Regions from separate parts of the Homo sapiens genome. Here region 1 is linked to region 2. Evidence: chromatin loops called from intact Hi-C (ENCODE). Cell type or tissue: left ventricle myocardium inferior. All regions are shown on one strand. Links, peaks and the distances in the headings refer to the core of each region. The heading gives the core; the rest is flanking DNA.

Region 1 (8,502 bases), core at 344-8,343, 140 kb after region 2:
GGCCTGAGAAGCAGGACCCCCAGGCTGGTTCCAGGCTCTGCCACTGAACCCTGGTCACGTTCCGCCTGGCCACTCTGCCCGAGAACCCGGCACGCATACTGGATTTGGGGATCAGAAACACTCTTCGCCAGGTGCTTCCCACGGGCCCTACTCACCTCTCCACCCCTCCCAGCGGCCCCTCCCCAGCCGTTCTCTGCCTGCCAGCCTCCCAGGCCTTCTTTTGCTTCCCCTAAAGCCTCGAAGCCCTCCTTCATGCTGTTCCCTCTGACTGGAACACCCTTCCCTGCTCCTGCCCTGGCCAACCCAGGCCTAGTCTGAATGTCACCGGCCCCTGGAAGCCTTGCCCATACCCCAGGTCCGTCAGGCCCCTGTGCCACCCTCCTCCTCTCCGGTGGGGTCATCTGGTGTGTCACTCAAGACTGAATGTCGGTGATCCCCTCCCCCGCCCACCCCGACTTTAAGCGCTGTCCCCAAAGGGCCAGACACACACTCGACAATCAAGGTGTGGCTAACGGAGACCGAAAAGGTTCCAGCGAGATCAAGCGTTTTAAAGCGCCCGGGGTGATGTTTGAGAGAGGAGGGTGGGGGAGTCAAGGGTGGGGCAGGATCCCAGCCCCGCCCCTTAAAGGGTCCCGGGAGTACGCGACAGAACTGTCCTGGGGTCCCCGGCGCAGTAGGATTAATTCAAAAGGCCTGCGGAGGGTGGAGGTCCCCCAGGGGAGGGGTCCTAGGGCCCCGTGAGCCGCGCGGGCGCCGGGCTGCTCCGCGAACGTCCGCGCCAGCGGCTGCCCGGGGGACAGGGCCTGAACTACAACTCCCATGATGCTGTGCGGCATGGCGGGCCCGGGCGGGGCGGGCGCTGGTGGCTCCGCCCCTCGCGGCCTTCTGGGGACTGTAGTTCTACCCGGAGGGGCGCGGCCTGGGTTTTGGGGCGTCTGGGCATTCTTATCGTCTCGGGGAAAGGGGAGCCTCTGCGGCCCGCGAGGAGGAAGGGACTGAGGGCGCTGACTGCCTGCAGGGCGGTCGGTGGCTCCCTTCTCTCCAGCAGCAGCCTCTCCCAGCATCATTTCCCAACAATACCAGCTGCTACAGTATTTAGTGAGCACCTACTATGCGCTAGGCCCTGTGCTGATCTCTTAAAGGACAAAGACAGAGACAGGCATGGTTCTTTGCTGAGCACACAGCCCAGGCAGGGAGACAGGCCAGGGATGTTTAATCACACAAATACATAATTACCTGTGATGGGTCCAAAACAACAGGGGCCACAAGGACGGGGACTTTTGGAACCAAGGACAGACACACAGAGTTAGACCACGGAATGGAATCTTTAGAATTTGAAGGGTGAATTTTATGGGTGGGTTGGGAAAATTCAGAACTAGCCCTGCCAACCCCTTCATTATACCGATGAGGAAATTGGCCCAGAGGCCAGGCGTGGTGGCTCGTGCCTATAATCCCAGCAGTTTGGGAAGTCGAGGTGGGTGGATCACTTGAGGCCAGGAGTTCGAGACCAGCCTGGCCAACATGGTGAAACCCTGTCTCTGCTAAAAATACAAAAATTAGGGAGGCATGGCGGTGCGCACCTGTAGTCACAGCTACTTGGGAGACTAAGACAGGAGAATCGCTTGCCCCAAGGGGGCGGAGGTTGCAGTGAGCCGAGATCATGCCACTGCACTCCAGCCTTGACGACAGAGCGAGACTCTGTCTCAAAAAAAAAAAAAGAAAAAAAAAAATTGTCCCAGAGACAGGAAGGGACTTTCCCGAAGTCACAAGCAGATCAGAGGAAGTTGGTCCAAGGAGGCCCACCCAGATGTTAAACTCCCAAGGACAGGGCCCCGGGTCTTACATGTCTTCTTGGCCCCCTCCCACCCCACCCCACCCCCCATACATGTCTCCCACCCAGCCCTGCATGGTTAGTGTGAGGAACAGCTCCACGGGCAAAGACAGCGAATGCCCTATGTCTGCCCTCAGTGAAAACACAGGGCTCGGGGCCTCGAAAATTGCACACTCCCTTGATGTGGCAGGAAAACAAGATTGACCGCATAGGGCCTCCAAGACCCTTGAATCATCCCTAAGAGAGTGGCCCTTCTACCCTGAGCAGGCAGGCAGAGATGCCCAGTGCGGGCTGAGCATGGAGCCCTTCTTCCAGAGTCTGCAGGGCGAGCACAGTCCTCATTCAAGCAAGGGAGCTTGCGTCTCTGCCTGTTCCCCATCAGTGAAAAATACACCCACCTCATGCCATCGTTCTAGCAGAAAAACCAAAGATGATGGATGTGTAGGGCATTTTCCAAGCAGAAGAGGTGCCAGTGTGAGTCACTATCCGCTGCATGCCCTGATGCGACGCCATGGGACAGCCAGAAGCCATCTGTGGCCTGCTGCTGGGTGCCAACCAGGGGACAGGCTGCCAGGGCTGGAGGTGTGCAATCCAGGAAGGAGAGGGGCTGCAAGCCTTTCTCCAAGGAATCAGGGCTTCATCGGAGCCCTGAGGATGCCCCCGTCAAGTCTCTGAGGTGAGCAGGGAATGGGCCTCCCTCGGTGACGTGTCTCCAGTGCTCAGTTTAAATAGCAGCTTCAGCAAATCTGAACGCACCATGGCTCCCTGCGGTCCTCCAGATGAAGTCTGCACTCTTCACCCTGACCCCTGCCCCTGACCCCTGGGGCTTTCTGTCCCCAGAATTCACCAAGGCCTTCCCTCCTTCGGGCCTTTGCAGGCCTTTAGGATTGCACCCCAAAAGTCAACCCAAGCTCTTCTCCCTTTCCTCCTTCTACTATAGAGACCAGCAAAATTTTAAGACTTGATTTTCTGGGGGCCAGGCGCTGTGGCTCACGCCTGTAATCCCAGCACTTTGGGAGGATGAGGCAGGTGGATCACCTGAGGTCAGGAGATCAAGACCAGCCTGGCCAATATGGTGAAACCCCATCTCTACTAAAAATATAAAAAATTAGCCAGGCATGGTGGCAGGGGCCCATAATCCCAGCTACTCAGGAGGCTGAGGCAGGAGAATCACTTGAACCCGGGAGGCAGAAGTTGCAGTGAGCCGAGATTGCACCATTGCATTCCAGCCTGGGCAACAAAAGCAAAACTCCATCTCAAAAACAAAACAAACAAACAAAAGAAAACCTCGATTTTCCAAGCCTCCTTGCTGTCCAAGGTGGCCATGTAACCCAGATCTAGCCAGTAAGTTAGAACAAAAGTCCCTGAGGAGCAATTCCCTTTCTGAATAAAGAGATGGAGCTGGCAAGGAAAAGGCCCTCTCACTCTTTGCTCTTCGGCCTTTTGCTCCTTCTCCTTCCTCTTGCCTGGAACATGGATGTGAGGCCCGGAGGTGCCGCAGCCATCTTGTGACCATGAGGCAGCAACTGTGAGGACACAGCCTCCACACTGAAGACAGTGAAAGGGAAGATAGAGCAGGGGTGGCCGTGCCATCTGTAAGTTACTACACCAACCCGACTACCCACCGAAGGCTTATCATTGGCTAAAGCAAAATCTTCTGTCTGTATAAGCCCCTGTATTAGTAGTTTCTTTATTTACAATGAACGTAATACTTATGCTACACAGCCAGCCCTTCACGAGGAACCCCTGCAGAACTTGCATTCTCACTCTCCTTGGGGCTCACTGCGTGCCCGCCACTGCGCTGGCCTCTCTTAGTTCTCTGATCACACTGAACTTATTCCTGTCTCAGGACCTTTGCACTGGCTGGGCCGGCTAGAGGCTGCTGGCTCTTCCTTACCACTCTGGCGGTCTCAGTTTAAACCCCACGTCCTGAAAAACGCCTTCCCTCTCTGCCGCACAATCTGTAGGAGCCTCCCCAGGCCCCTCTACCCCATGAGTCGGTTTCTTTTCCCCACCACTCCTTACTGCTGTCTGCTGCTTTCTCTACCTGCTTCTTCATCTGCTTGGTGCACAGAACGGCAGCTCCATAGGGAGTCCGGCTGCCTGTGTTGAGTGCCTCTGTGTCCCCAGTGTGTGGCATATAGTAAGTACTCAATAAAGGTTTGCTGGATGAATTATTCAGTGTCTTTTTTGTTTGTTTTGTTTTGGAGACAGAGTTTCGCTTTTGTCACCCAGACGAGTGCAGTCCCGCGATCTTGGCTCACTGCAACCTCTGTCTCCCAGGTTCAAGCTATTCTCCTGCCTCAGCCTCTCAAGTAGCTGGGATTACAGGCACCCACCACCACGCCCGGCTAATTTTTTGTATTTTTAGTAGAGATGGGGTTTCATCATGTTGGCCAGGCTGGTCTCAAAGTCCTGACCCCAGGTGACCCACCCGCCTTGGCCTCCCAAAGTGCTGGGATTACAGGCGTGAGCTACCAGGCCCGGCCATTTATTCAGTGTATTAATTAATGCCAATCTCTCTGCTGATGTGTCCTGTCTCTCTGCCTGGGAGCTGGAAACCCCCACTCTTTCCTTTGAGCTGTTCCTCCTGGGAAAGCCTTCCTGGCACTCCCAGACCTGGGCTGGGACATCTGTGGTTCCCGCACCCATGACTTTAGGTGTCTCTCTGCCGCCACCCTTTCACAATTCTAACTGCAAGGTGGTTGACGTCTTCATCTGTTAGATGTCATCTCCCCCTCCAGGCCATAAACTTCAAGAGGACAGGGACTATCTTCGTTTCCTGCTCCATGGCCCATGCCTGGCGCAGGTCGATGTGTTTGTTGAATGAATGAATGACAGCAGCTGCTTCCAGACTGGAAGATCTCAGGCTAGACGACAGGAGTCACCCAAGTCCCATCCCTTCCCACCCCAGCCCGCCCCCTCCCCCGGAAGAAAAACTAAATCAAAGCCGCGTGTCCCACCCAGTTCAGATCTGCCTTGTTCTGAACAAAGGGGCAGCTGGTGCCTCTGCCCAGACAGACGCCTGCATCAGCAACACGCAAAGCCAGCCTTGCCGCGCAGCCCGAGGGTCTCGGGGGGCTGTTCCTTAGCAAGATTTTGCCCCTTTCCCTCCACTTCATCCTCCTATTCACCCTCTCCCCCAAATAACAGCACACACCCTCAACCCTCGTGTGGAATTTTTCGTCTTCAAAGCACTTCCTAAGCATTAGCTCATTAGCAGAGCGGCCCCTTGACACCACGAGGCTGCTCCCTGGGTGTCTTCTGAGTCATAACGCTCGAGTTTACCGACAAAAACAAGTTTTTCCCATAGAGCGGATTCGGCGCCACAGCCAAGATCACTGTCTCAGAAAAAAAGGGAAGAAGGAAGGAGAGAAACACTGCCTCTGGCAAGCGCCAGCCAAGCACTGATCCCCGTGTCAGCTCTAAGCACTAGGAGACCCGAGAGATGCCAGGCTCAGCGTAGGGGCCACCGAAGCTTCCGTCCCCTGCCCTGGGCTGGAACCCTCCACCAGGAGGAGATGTCACAGCGTGGCCCCTGACACCTGGCACCTCTCCCAGCGTCTCTCCCTGCACCCACATCTGGTTTCCCACCACTAGGAATGTTTCCCGCCTCCCACTCCATCCCCACCCCGCAAACACAGCCATAAGCCCTAAGCCCAGAGGACGGGATAACCATTTGCTGCCTAATAAATGACGGGTGGTGTCAGCCAGCCCGGACAGAGGGCAGTTACTCTGGCATTGAACAGACCTGGGTTCAAATCCCAGATCTGCTCCTTACAAGCTCTGGGACCTTGGCCAAGTGGCCGAGACTGTTTCCTCGTCTGTGGAATGAGGCCGCACTGGCCCTGCCTCCCTCAGGGTCGTCTGTGAAATGATGAGTGGAGAGCACTGGGGCACTTGGAGTCAGCGATGTTCTCAGCCAAGGGAGCAGCTGCCAATTTCTCTGGTTTTAGGGGTTACAGAGTGGCTTCCATTCCAGAGGCAGAGCACAGGTCCCAGGGTAGGGGACTCAGTACTGGGCATTACGGAAGCCCCCACAAGAGTCAGGGAGGATCGTGGCCTTCTCCCTGCAGGAGGGGCTGGTCTTAGCACCCCTGCCTCTGTACCCCACACCATCTCATCCACAGAAGAGGCATTGAATAAAGATCCAAACTAAAAGCCTCATGTAAACCAATACAAAAGCTGGACTGGGCCATACATAGTGGCTCATAACTGTAATCCCAGCACTTTGGGAGGCCAAGGCGGAGGATCACTTGACGCCAAGAGTTTGAGACCAGCCTCGCCAAACATGGCAAGATCTGTCTACAAAAAATTTATTTTTTTGTTTTGTTTTTGTGAGACGGAGTTTCAGTCTTGTTGCCCAGGCTGGAGTGCAATGGTGAGATCTTGGCTCACTGCAACCTCTGCCTCCTGGGTTCAAGCGATTCTCCTGCCTCAGCCTCCTGAGCAGCTGGGACTACAGGCGCCCGCCACCACGCCCAGCTAATTTTTTGTATTTTCAGTAGAGATGTGGTTTCACCATGTTGGCCAGACTGGTCTTGAACTCCTGACCTTAAGTGATCCACCCACCTTGGCCTCCCAAAGTGCTGGGATTACAAGCATGAACCAACACACCCAGCCCCTACAAAAATTTTAAAAATTAGCCAAGCATGGTGGCATGCACGTGTGGTCCCAGCTACTCAAGAGATGGGAAGATTGCCTGAGCCGGGGAGGACGAGGCTGCAGTGAGCCATGATGACGCCACTGCACTCTGCTCCAGCCTGGGCAACACAGCAAGACCCTGTCTCTAAAAAAAGAAAAGAAAAGAAAATGGCTGGGTGCAGTGGCTCACGCCTGTCATCCTAGCACTTTGGGAGGCCAACATGGGTGGATCACAGGGTCAGGAGTTCGAGATCAGCCTGACCAACATGGTGAAACCCCGTCTCTACTAAAAATACAAAAATTAGCCGGGCGTGGTGGTGGCATGTGCTTATAGTCCCAGCCACTCAGGAGGCTGAGACAGGAGAATCGCTTGAACCCGGGAGGCGGAGGTTGCAGTGAGCCAAGATCTCACCACTGCCCTCCAGCCTGGGCGACAGAGTGAGACTCTGTCTCAAAAGAAAGGAAAGAAGGAAGGAAGGAAGGAAGGGAGGGACGGACAGACAGAGGGAGGGAGAGAGGAAGGAAAGAGAAAGGCCAGGTGCGGTGGCTCACACCTGTAATCCCAGCACTTTAGGAGGCCAAGGCAGGCGGATCACTTGAGGTCAGGAGTTCGAGACCAGCCTGGCCAGCATGGCGAAACCCTGTCTCTACTAAAAACATAAAAATTAGCCAGGTGTGTTGGCGTGAACCTGTAGTCCCAGCTACTCAGGAGGTTGAAGCAGGAGAATCGCTTGAACCCAGGAGGAGGAGGCTGCAGTGAGCCAAGATCATGCCACTGTATTCCAGCCTGGGCAACAGAGTGAGACTGTCTCAGAAAATAATAATAATAAATAAAATAAATAAATACAATGCAAAAAAATTTTTAAAGCTGGTCTGGGTCATGGAAAATGCACCAGAAACACTACTATCTAGAAACTCCTCCCTTGAGTCACAGCAAATATTGATTGGACCCCTACCACGCACCAGGCACTGTGCTGGGCACAGGACACTCCCTCTGGAGATGGTAGGAGACTGCTGGGCATCCCTCCAGGGCACATGCCAGCAACATCCTACTTCGTGCTCCAGCAAAAAGGTCCAAATGTATGTGGCCAAGCAGATGTGGGTGCGCCTTGAGGGCAGAAACCCTGTTCGCTGAGTAAGAACGCTGCTGGACAGTTCGGTGTCCATTTTGTCCCCAGCTACCTTCCTAACAGAACCCTGTTTTGTTCAAGTGGGCAAATATGCCCAGATACAAATACTCACTTCCCAGACTCCTTTGCAGCTAGCTGGGCTGCTTTACCTAATTCTAGCAATGAGATGAAATTAGGAGTCTCCTGCTAAGAATGACCAGGAAATCAATTGTTTTTCTGAAAAAAAGAGGAATTCACCTGGCAGGGGCCTTTTGTACTTTGCCCTTCACCCTTTCCCAATCACCACCCCAATTTTCCTGCCTGGAATGCTGTCCTGAGAGCTGGAGGTGAAGCAGCCGTTTTCTGCCACAAAGAGGAAAGCCACGTGCTAGGTGGCCAGAAGGGCGTCTCCAGAGGCTGCCCAGGCCTGACTGCCTCCCACAGCACCGTGTGCTTCCCGCTCAAGTCATCATTGTTGGGTTTCTGTGAGTCGCAGCTAACCACAAATCCCAACTCATCACCAGGCCACGTCGGAGACCCTCACCGTCAGCAGAGGGGCCAGCACAGAGCGGCCACTTAAGAAACATGCTTGAATGCAGGAGTGAAGGGCTCGATGCGGCAGAACAGACCCCTGAGGTGCCCTGCGGCCCGGAGTCTCCAGACCTGAACTGCAAACTCAGCCCCAAAGGGGAGAGTGCCAGCATGATTCTATCAGACCTACAGAGCCTGGATTCCTCCAGGGCCACACCGTGTGACCCTGAGCAAGTGCCCCCCCCTCTCTGGGCCTCAGTTTCCCTGAGAAGTTAGTGTGTGGGACTTGGTGGTCTTTGTGGACGGTCTTTTAGGGAAGCAGCCAGATTCAGGGTCAGCAACCCCATGATTCTTCCTCCTCTTCTTTCGGGTACGGGAAGGAGGGCT
Region 2 (8,502 bases), core at 242-8,241:
AAATACCTGCCTGAGGCCGGGTGCAGTGGCTCACACCTGTAATCCCTGCACTTTGGGAGGCCGAGGCAGGTGGATCACTTGAGGTCAGGAGTTCAAGACCAGCCTGGCCAACATGGCAAAATCCGGTCTCTACAAAAAAAAAAATAATAATAATAATAAATATATATATATACACACACACACACACACACATACACACACACACAAAAATTAGCTGGGGGTGGTGGTGCATGTCTATAATACCAGCTACTTGGGAGGCTGAGGCAGGGGAATCGCTTGAACCTGGGAGGTGGAGGTTGCAGTGAGCCAAGATCATGCCACCGCACTCCAGCCTGGACGAGAGAGCGAGATCCGTCTCAAAAAAAAAAATGCCTGCCTGCTAGGGCCCGTCCCCGGGATTCTTCAAGGACAGAAAAAGAACAGGAAGCCTTCATTTGTATTTTGAAAGGGGCAGCTCGATTCACACCCCACCCTGACTGTGAGTAGAAACATCTAGTGCTCACCTATAGCCAGTTTTCGTCTCTTTCTTAGGACCCGCCACCTTTGCGGTTGCATGAGGCCCCCGGCTAGTGAGCCGTGGGAGGAAGTGATGTGATGCTCTTTCCCGTGACTCAGTGATCTGGAGATGGGGGTGCCACCAGCAGGAGGCAGCCTGGATTTTTAAGCCTCCCTTCATAGCGAGGGCAGTTACCCCGAAGAATCACCTGGAGGCTGGGCACGGTGGCTCACACCTGTAATCCCAGCACTTTGGGAGGCCGAGGTGGGCAGATGACTTGAAGTCAGCGGTTCGGGACCAGCCTGGCCAACATGGTGAAACCCCGTCTCTACTAAAAATACAACAATTAGCTGGGCGTGACGGCACACGCCTATAGTCCCAGCTACTCGGGAGGCCGAGGCAGGAGAATCGCTTGAACCCGGGAGGCGGAGGCTGCAGTGAGCTGAGATTGTGCCACTGCACTCCAGCCTGGGCAACAGAGAGAGACTCTGTCTCCAAAAAAAAAAAATAAAAGAATTGCCTGGACACACAGCAGACTTTGCCGGATGCGAAACAAACCTTGACCATTTTAAGGCGCTCAGATGCGGGGTTCATTTGTTACCACAGCAGAGGGAGCCCTGCTGACCAATACAGCTGCACACCCAGGCACAGGTGAAGCCTGGCCCGGGTCCTGAGGGGACTCTTGGAAAACCACATTCCAGTTCAGGAGATGCTGAGAGATCTTGGCAAGTCCTTTGACTCTTCTAGGCCCGTTTCCCCATGTGGATGGTGGGGTAAGGGACTTTTTCTCCTCTGACTAAGGCCTATGCTGCTTAAATCCCTAACCCCAAAGGCTCAAGGAAGACCTGCCAGTCCTATAGGGGCAGCTGGGTGCTCACTGCACATTGGCCGCTGGGAAGAGCACCTCGGAGGCATCATGGAACCCTCACAGTGGCTCCAGGAGGGAGGTGCCATCACGATCCCATTTCCCCATGAGAAAACTGAGCTTCAGAGAGGCAAGGTTACTTGCCCAGGAACACTAGCATCTGAGATTTTTGACTGCTCTAATGCCAATTACCGCCTGGTATTTTTATTTCTTACAAAAGCAACTAACTTAAGGCCGGGAGTTGGTTCACGCCTGTAATCCCACGCTTTGGGAGGCCCAGACAGGAGGATGGCTTGAGGCCAGGAGTTCTAGACCAGCCTGAGCAACATAGTGAGACCGTGTGTCCACAAAAAAGTAAAAAACTAGCTGGATGTGGTAGCTACTCCGGAGGCTGAGGTGGGAGGATCGCTTGAGCCCAGGAGTTCAAGGCTGCAGTGAGCTGTGGTGGTTCCACAACACTTCAGCCTGAGTGACAGAGTGAGACACTGTCTCAAAAAAGAAAAAAGAAAAAAAACTTAAAAGAAAGCCAGCTGTCAATAACATAAGAGAACTGAGAATAAAAATTTTTTAAAATACACATAAAATGTGCCATCTTAACCATTTTTAAGTGTGTAGTTCTGTAGTGTTAAGTACATTCATGCTATTGTGCAACGGTCACCACCATCCACCCACAGAACTCTTTTCATCCTGTAAAACTTAAACTCTGTACCCGTGAAATACTAACTCCTCCTTCTCCCTGGCCATCACCATTCCACTCTCTGTCTCTATGAATGTGACTTCTTTAGAGCCTCACATAAGTGGAATCCTATTGTATTTGTCCTTTTGTGACAGGCTATTTTACTTAGCGTAATGTCTTCAAGGTTCATCCATGTTATAGCGTGTGTCAGAATTTCCTTTTTATGGCTAAATAATATTCCATTGTACGTATGTATCAAATTTTGTTTATTCCTGCATTCAAGGACACTTGAGTTGCTTCCACCTTCTGGCTATTGTGAGTGATGTTGCTATGAAGATGGGAGCATGAATATGTCTTCGAGGCCTTGCTTTCAACGCGTTTGGGTACATACCCAGAAGTGGAAATGCTAGATCATATGGTAATTCTATTTTTACTTTTTTTGAGGAACTGCCATGCTGTTTTCCACAGCGGCTGCACCATTTTCATTCCTACCAGCAATGCTTGAGAGTTCCAATTTCTCCACCTCCTCCCCACCAGCCCTTGTTCTTTCTGGTTCCTGATAGTAGCCATCCTAATGGGTGGGAGGTGACGTCTCATCCGGGTTTTCATCTGCATTTCCCTAATGATTAAGGAGGGGATAAGGGCTTTTTCTTTTTTCTTTTCTTTCTTTTTTTTTTTTTTTTTTTTTTGAGACAGAGTCTTACTCTGTCGCCCAGGCTGCAGTGCAGTGGCGCAATCTCGGTTCACTGCAACCTCCGCCTCCCGGGTTCAAGCGATTCTCCTGCCTCAGCCTCCTGAGTAGTGGGATTACGGGTGCATACCACCACACCGGACTAGTTTTTGTATTTTGGGTAGAGATGGGATTTCACCTTGTTGACCAGGCTGGTCTTGAACTCCTGACCTCAATTGATCTGCCTGCCTTGGCCTCCCAAAGTGCTGGAGTTACAGTCATGAGCCACCTCGCCCAGCCTGGTGAGGGTTTTTTCAATGCCGCTGGTGGGTCTACAGCAGTGCAGTCACCTGGTTCTGCTTCCACAGGAGGAAATGAGGGTCCCGGTGCCACCCCCCTCCCGGGGATGTTGTGGGAGTCCTCGAGCCCCAAACAAGCTAGTGGGGCTGCGTCTGCAGTGTGACCTGTGCCCCAGTGAACAGGCTGGGGGCCCAACTTCTCCGGAACCTCAGCCTCCGCCGATGTTGCAACCTCTCCTTCCCCTGCTGGGCCTCAGCAGGAACTGAGCTGGGCTTTTCCAGCTCCGGCCAATCCTGTGACCTGCAGTCCCCACCCAGCCTGGAACTCAGAGCAGAGAGGAGTCAGCACCACAGGGAGGCAGGTGACAGGGTCGTCTGCATGTCCCTTGGCTTCCGCATCCAGACAAAGGGCAGCTCTGTGTACAGTGTGTACAGGACATGCAGGACGAGCGTGCGGACTGTGTGGCCAGACAGATGCGGTCTGAGTCCCATTTCTGCCATTTGCCAGTGGTGTGACCTGGATAAGTCACTTCCCCTCCCCAGCCCTCACTTCGATCTGTGAAATGGTGCTTGGCACGCGGTAAGAACTCAGTACCTCCTACGATTCTCAACCCCATCCTTCTCCTCATCACCATCAACATCCACCAGGATGACCAGGTCACGCCTGTGTCCAACCATCCATGGCTCCCCCACTGCCTGCCAGAGACAGCCCATCACACTCTCATGGCTGCTGGCCACCGCCCAGACTGACCCCTGCCCACATCTCCATCCTCCTCTCCCTCTCGCTCGTCACATTCGGGGCTGCCCTCCTGTCCCTCAAACGCGAAGCTCTCCCTCCAGCCACAGGGCCTTTGCATATGCTGTTCCCTGCCTGGAATGTGCTTTCCCCACCCCATCCTGCGCTCCCTCTTCATCAGTTACCTCCTAAAAGACCTCTGAACCATGAAATTATTGGAATACTGTCCGTCTCCCTACGTCACTCTGTGAGGCCAGGATCATGCCTGCTTTGCTTCCCACTAAAGACAAGGTTGGTCCAGGTGCCCCCCAAATATTAGCCAAATGGAATTATTCCTTTCCAGAAAACCCCTGATTTTGGAAACTCAGGTTCCTTCCACAAAAACAAGCTATTCCCCACATAACTAAATAAGCTTTAACTTTCATACCTTTGGAAGGTTTTTTCCCCTTCATTAAGTGAACCAACCTGAGAAAGCCCTCAGCTACATCCTGTGTCCTCATTTTTCAGCTCAGAAAAATATGGTCACTGCACTTGGAGCAGCTGCTCCCAACGCCTGCCACGCCTCCTCCCAGCCCAGCCTCTGGCTGCCCCTTCCTCAGGACTCAAGGGAGGTTTTGGGCTGCTCTCTGGGTGACCCCTTGCTTGGGAATAAACACCCACCCTGAGGGACGGAGGACCCAGGTGGAGGTGCAGATGCGTTTCAGCCCCAACAACAAGGTCTTCAAGAGCCACAGTGAACCCTGCTCGGTGTCAGGGCCTGACCCAGCCGGGTGACACACAGCACCACAGCCAGCCGGGGGGCGAGGGTCACCTGGTTCTGCTTCCACAGGAGGAAATAAGGGTCCCAGTGCCACCCCCCTCCCGGGGATGTTGTAGGAGTCCTCGACCCCTAAACAAGCTAGTGGGGCTGCGTCTACAGCGTGACCTGTGCCCCAGTGAACAGGCTGGGGGCCCAACTTCTCCGGAACCTCAGCCTCTGCCAGGTTCCGGACCCCAGGAGGGCCATGGGCAGGAGGCCCAGCAAGACTGTGTGGCCCAAACCCATGCCTGTGTCCATCCTTCCATCCCCTTGCATATATATATATGTGTGTGTGTGTGTATATATACACATATACATATATATATATATATTTTTTTTTTTGAGACAAGTCTTGCTCTGTTGCCCCCAAGCTGGAGTGCAGTGTCACGATTTTGGCTCACCGCAACCTCCGCCTCCCAAGTTCAAGCGATTCTCCTGCCTCAGCCTCCTGAGCAGCTGGGGTTACAGGCGTGCATCACTGCGCCCAGCTAATTTTTGGTTTTTTTTTTTTTAGTAGAGACGGGGTTTCATCACTAAACCTGTTGGCCAGGCTGGTCCTGAACTCCTGACCTCAGGTGCTCTGCCCGCCTCAGCCTCCCAGAGTGCTGGGATTACAGATGTGAGCCACCTCGCCCAGCCTCCTTGCTTATCTATTTCAACAGTTATTTAGTGAGCACCTACTATGTGCTCAACCCAGTTTTTGGGAAGCCTAGTGAAGACCCCAGGTCCCGCCCTCCTGACCAAGCAATTTACACAAACCCCATACTTACTTCTGGAGAGGAGACCTAGGGCTCTGCATTCGTCCCCAGGCTCACCACCCAGCGCATTCTCTGGGCTCAGGGTCTCTGGGTAGGGGCTGGCTCTACAGGATGCTCCAGAGGGCCTCGTGGGGAGGGTGTATTCAGAGAGGGGTAGTGCACGCGTCCACTCCAGATGGTCCTCAGGGAAAGAACTTTCTCCACACGGTCATGTGAGCAGGCTCCTGGCAGCAGTCACACATCAGCATCACTGTTGCTACTGTGGTTGGGGCCAGCTCAGGCAGGGTGACACCAAGACAAAGGCCTGCAGGAAGGATGGGCTATCCCCAAACATAGGCGAGTGGAGGGAGGACTTAGGGTCACCGTCGGCTGGACTTCACGGACACCGAGGGTGAGCCCCGGGGTGAAGGAGCCATGCCCCGGCCACAGTGAGGACCAGGAAACCTCCCCTGGGGCTGGAGGCGGGGGTCCCAGATGAGCATCTGCTATTTGAGTTCTCACGGGGATCACCTTCCTGGGGGTGACAGCAGCCAAACAAAGCACACAGCTAGGTGGCCACGAGGGGAAGGCCCGGGAGCCTGGGTCAGGAAGCGGGTGGGAGGAGGGTGGGCCGGGGGCTGGGGAATGCTGCAGGGAAGGAGGGAGCGGTGAGGACGGCCGCCACACGTCAGGAGGGCTGGCTTCTGGGGCCCAGCACCCGGCAAATCTTGAAAGAGAGGAAGAGGAGCGGGCGTGAGGCCAGAGGGGACCCCAGGGCCACTGTGGGGACGTGAGTTCTGGGAGGTGCCGGCCTGAGGGGCCATCCTGTCTGCCGTTCCCCGGGGAGGCTTGGGTGGGCAGAGACATTCCCCACGGGTGACATTCCCCACGGGTTTCCAAGGGAGAGCCCCCTGTGGGACTGGAGAGCCCAGGGGACTGCAGAGACTAGAGAGAGATGAGACCAGGAAGACACCAAGGCCCGGACCAGGGCAGCCAGAAGGGCCCTCAGCGCTGGTCCCTGCAGCTCCTCCTAAGCCAGATCTGCCAGGGGAGCTCGGAAATGCCTGTCGCGGAGCCTCGGTCCATCCGCCCCTCCCAACCGGTCCGGCACATCCAGGCGCACACACATCTGTCCACAAACACACCCTCCCTCACACACACACAACTCACACACACACCAATTCACACATACACAACTCACACACCAACTCACACGCACACAACTCACACGCACAGCAACTCACATACACATCAACACACACATACACAACTCACACACCAACTCACATATGTGCCAACTCACATGCCAACTCACACACGGACTCACACACACACCAACTCACATGCACACCAACTCACACATACACAACTCACACACCAACTCACACATACATAACTCACACCAACTCACATGCCAACTCACACAACTCATATGCGCTCACACATACACAACTCACACACCAACTCACATATGTGCCAACTCACATGCCAACTCACACACGAACTCACACACCAACTCACATGCACACCAACTCACACATACACAATTCACACACCAACTCACACATACACAATTCACACACCAACTCATACATAATTCACACCAACTCACATGCCAACTCACACACCAACTCAACTCACATGTACACCAATACACACACATACACAAGTCACTTACACACCAACTCACATACACACCAACTCACACATACACAACTCACACCAACTCATACCAACTCACATACACAACTCACACACCAACTCATACACACCAACTCACACATACACAACTCACACACCAACTCATACACACCAACTCACACATACACAACTCACATCAACTCGCATACACACCAACTCACACATCTCACATACACACCAACTCACACGCATACCAACTCACACATACACAAGTCACTCACACCAACACACCAACTCACACATACACAACTCACACTAACACACACCAACTCACATACACAACTCATACCAACACACACACCAACTCACACATATACAACTCACACTAACACACACCAACTCACACACACCAACTCGCATGCACACCAACACACACTAACTCAAATACACACCAACTCACACTCACACCCTTACACATACACAACTCACACACCAACTCACACACACACCCTCACCCCAACACAACCTCACACATATACAACACACACACCAACTCACACCCACACACTTTCACACACACCCTCACACACCCTCACACACACCAACTCCCATGCACACATCCTCCCTCATACACAACTCACAGACCCATGCACACACCCTTGCCCCCACCCAACACAACCTCACATATACACAACTCACACACCAACTCACATGCACACACCCTCACTCCCAACGCAACCTCACAACTCACACACACCAACTCACACACCCTCACACCAACTCACACGCCCACACCCTCACCCCAACACAACCTCACACACACAACTCACACCAATGCACATATACACATCCTCACACACATTTACATACACCCCTGCTCACAGACACTCTCTCTGGCTCTCTCTCACACACACACACACACCCTACCCCCCACTAGGGCTCAAGGACCCCTCCAGTGTCCTCAGGGCACTGGCCCAGGGGGCGGCAAGGAGGGTGATTCCCAAATAGCAGCCCCCAGAGCCCAGGTTCTGCCCCCAGAGAAGCTCAAGTCCAGACACCAGAAGGACCTCCCTTCATCCTGAAGACATTTACATGAGGAGAGCCACTTCCCCGAGTGACTCAACATGCACAGATCTGGAGGGACACACACACGCACACGCAGAGGGCTTCTCTAGACAGCTGTGTGCACCCCTCACTTCCGGCTCAGGATTCCCAGGCTCCAGCCCGGCCCCAGCAATCCAAGTCCTTCCCATCTATGCAAAGCTCAGGGGTGCCTCTGGCTTGTGGGGGCCTCATGGAGCCATATCCTGTTCCCTCATTCCAGAGGCTTTCCCTGCCTAGTGGGGCAGCTCTGGGGCCAGGAGAGCGGGGACGGCCCCAGCCTGAACCACAGGGAAGTGGAAACCCTCAGGGAAATTCACACTCCAGCTGCCTGCCAGCCAAGGACAACACACATTCATACATGCGCACCGACACGTGTACACAGTGACACGTGTGTACATACAGCCCCATACTCACCCTGACACGTAGGTACACACTTGTCAGAGGCGTTCGAACCAGAGCGACTCCATTTTGAGTGAGGG

What was found. A loop is a pair of places that touch in the nucleus more often than their neighbours do. Peaks named below come from ENCODE experiments on the same cell type or tissue, not always from the same donor. Only the 100,000 strongest peaks of a DNase experiment are listed, where the experiment ranks them.
Region 1: a loop joins it to region 2, with 1.9 times the contacts of the local background. A loop is called at or near these places in 2 of 110 quality-filtered maps.

The regions. Positions count from the first base shown.
Region 1 is chr9:129,195,283-129,203,784 of GRCh38, reverse strand. All of the region lies in intron 1 of LOC105376289 (a long non-coding RNA gene), which reads right to left. Among named protein-coding and RNA genes, the nearest start is that of IER5L, 21 kb to the right of the region's middle. RefSeq lists a silencer at 538-947 and an enhancer at 701-995. In left ventricle myocardium inferior, for the core only: no CTCF peak of the experiment used is centred there; DNase peaks (open chromatin) are centred at 854, 5,234 and 5,634; H3K4me3 peaks cover 1,117 bases; H3K27ac peaks cover 3,196 bases; H3K27me3 peaks cover 942 bases.
Region 2 is chr9:129,338,853-129,347,354 of GRCh38, reverse strand. LINC01503 (long intergenic non-protein coding RNA 1503) reads right to left here. Exons shown (of 4, transcript NR_120686.1): 2 at 8,438-8,502; 3 at 5,312-5,523; 4 at 1-129. Among named protein-coding and RNA genes, the nearest start is that of LINC01503, 6.2 kb to the right of the region's middle. In left ventricle myocardium inferior, for the core only: a CTCF peak has its summit at 3,291; a DNase peak (open chromatin) is centred at 3,274; H3K27ac peaks cover 2,309 bases.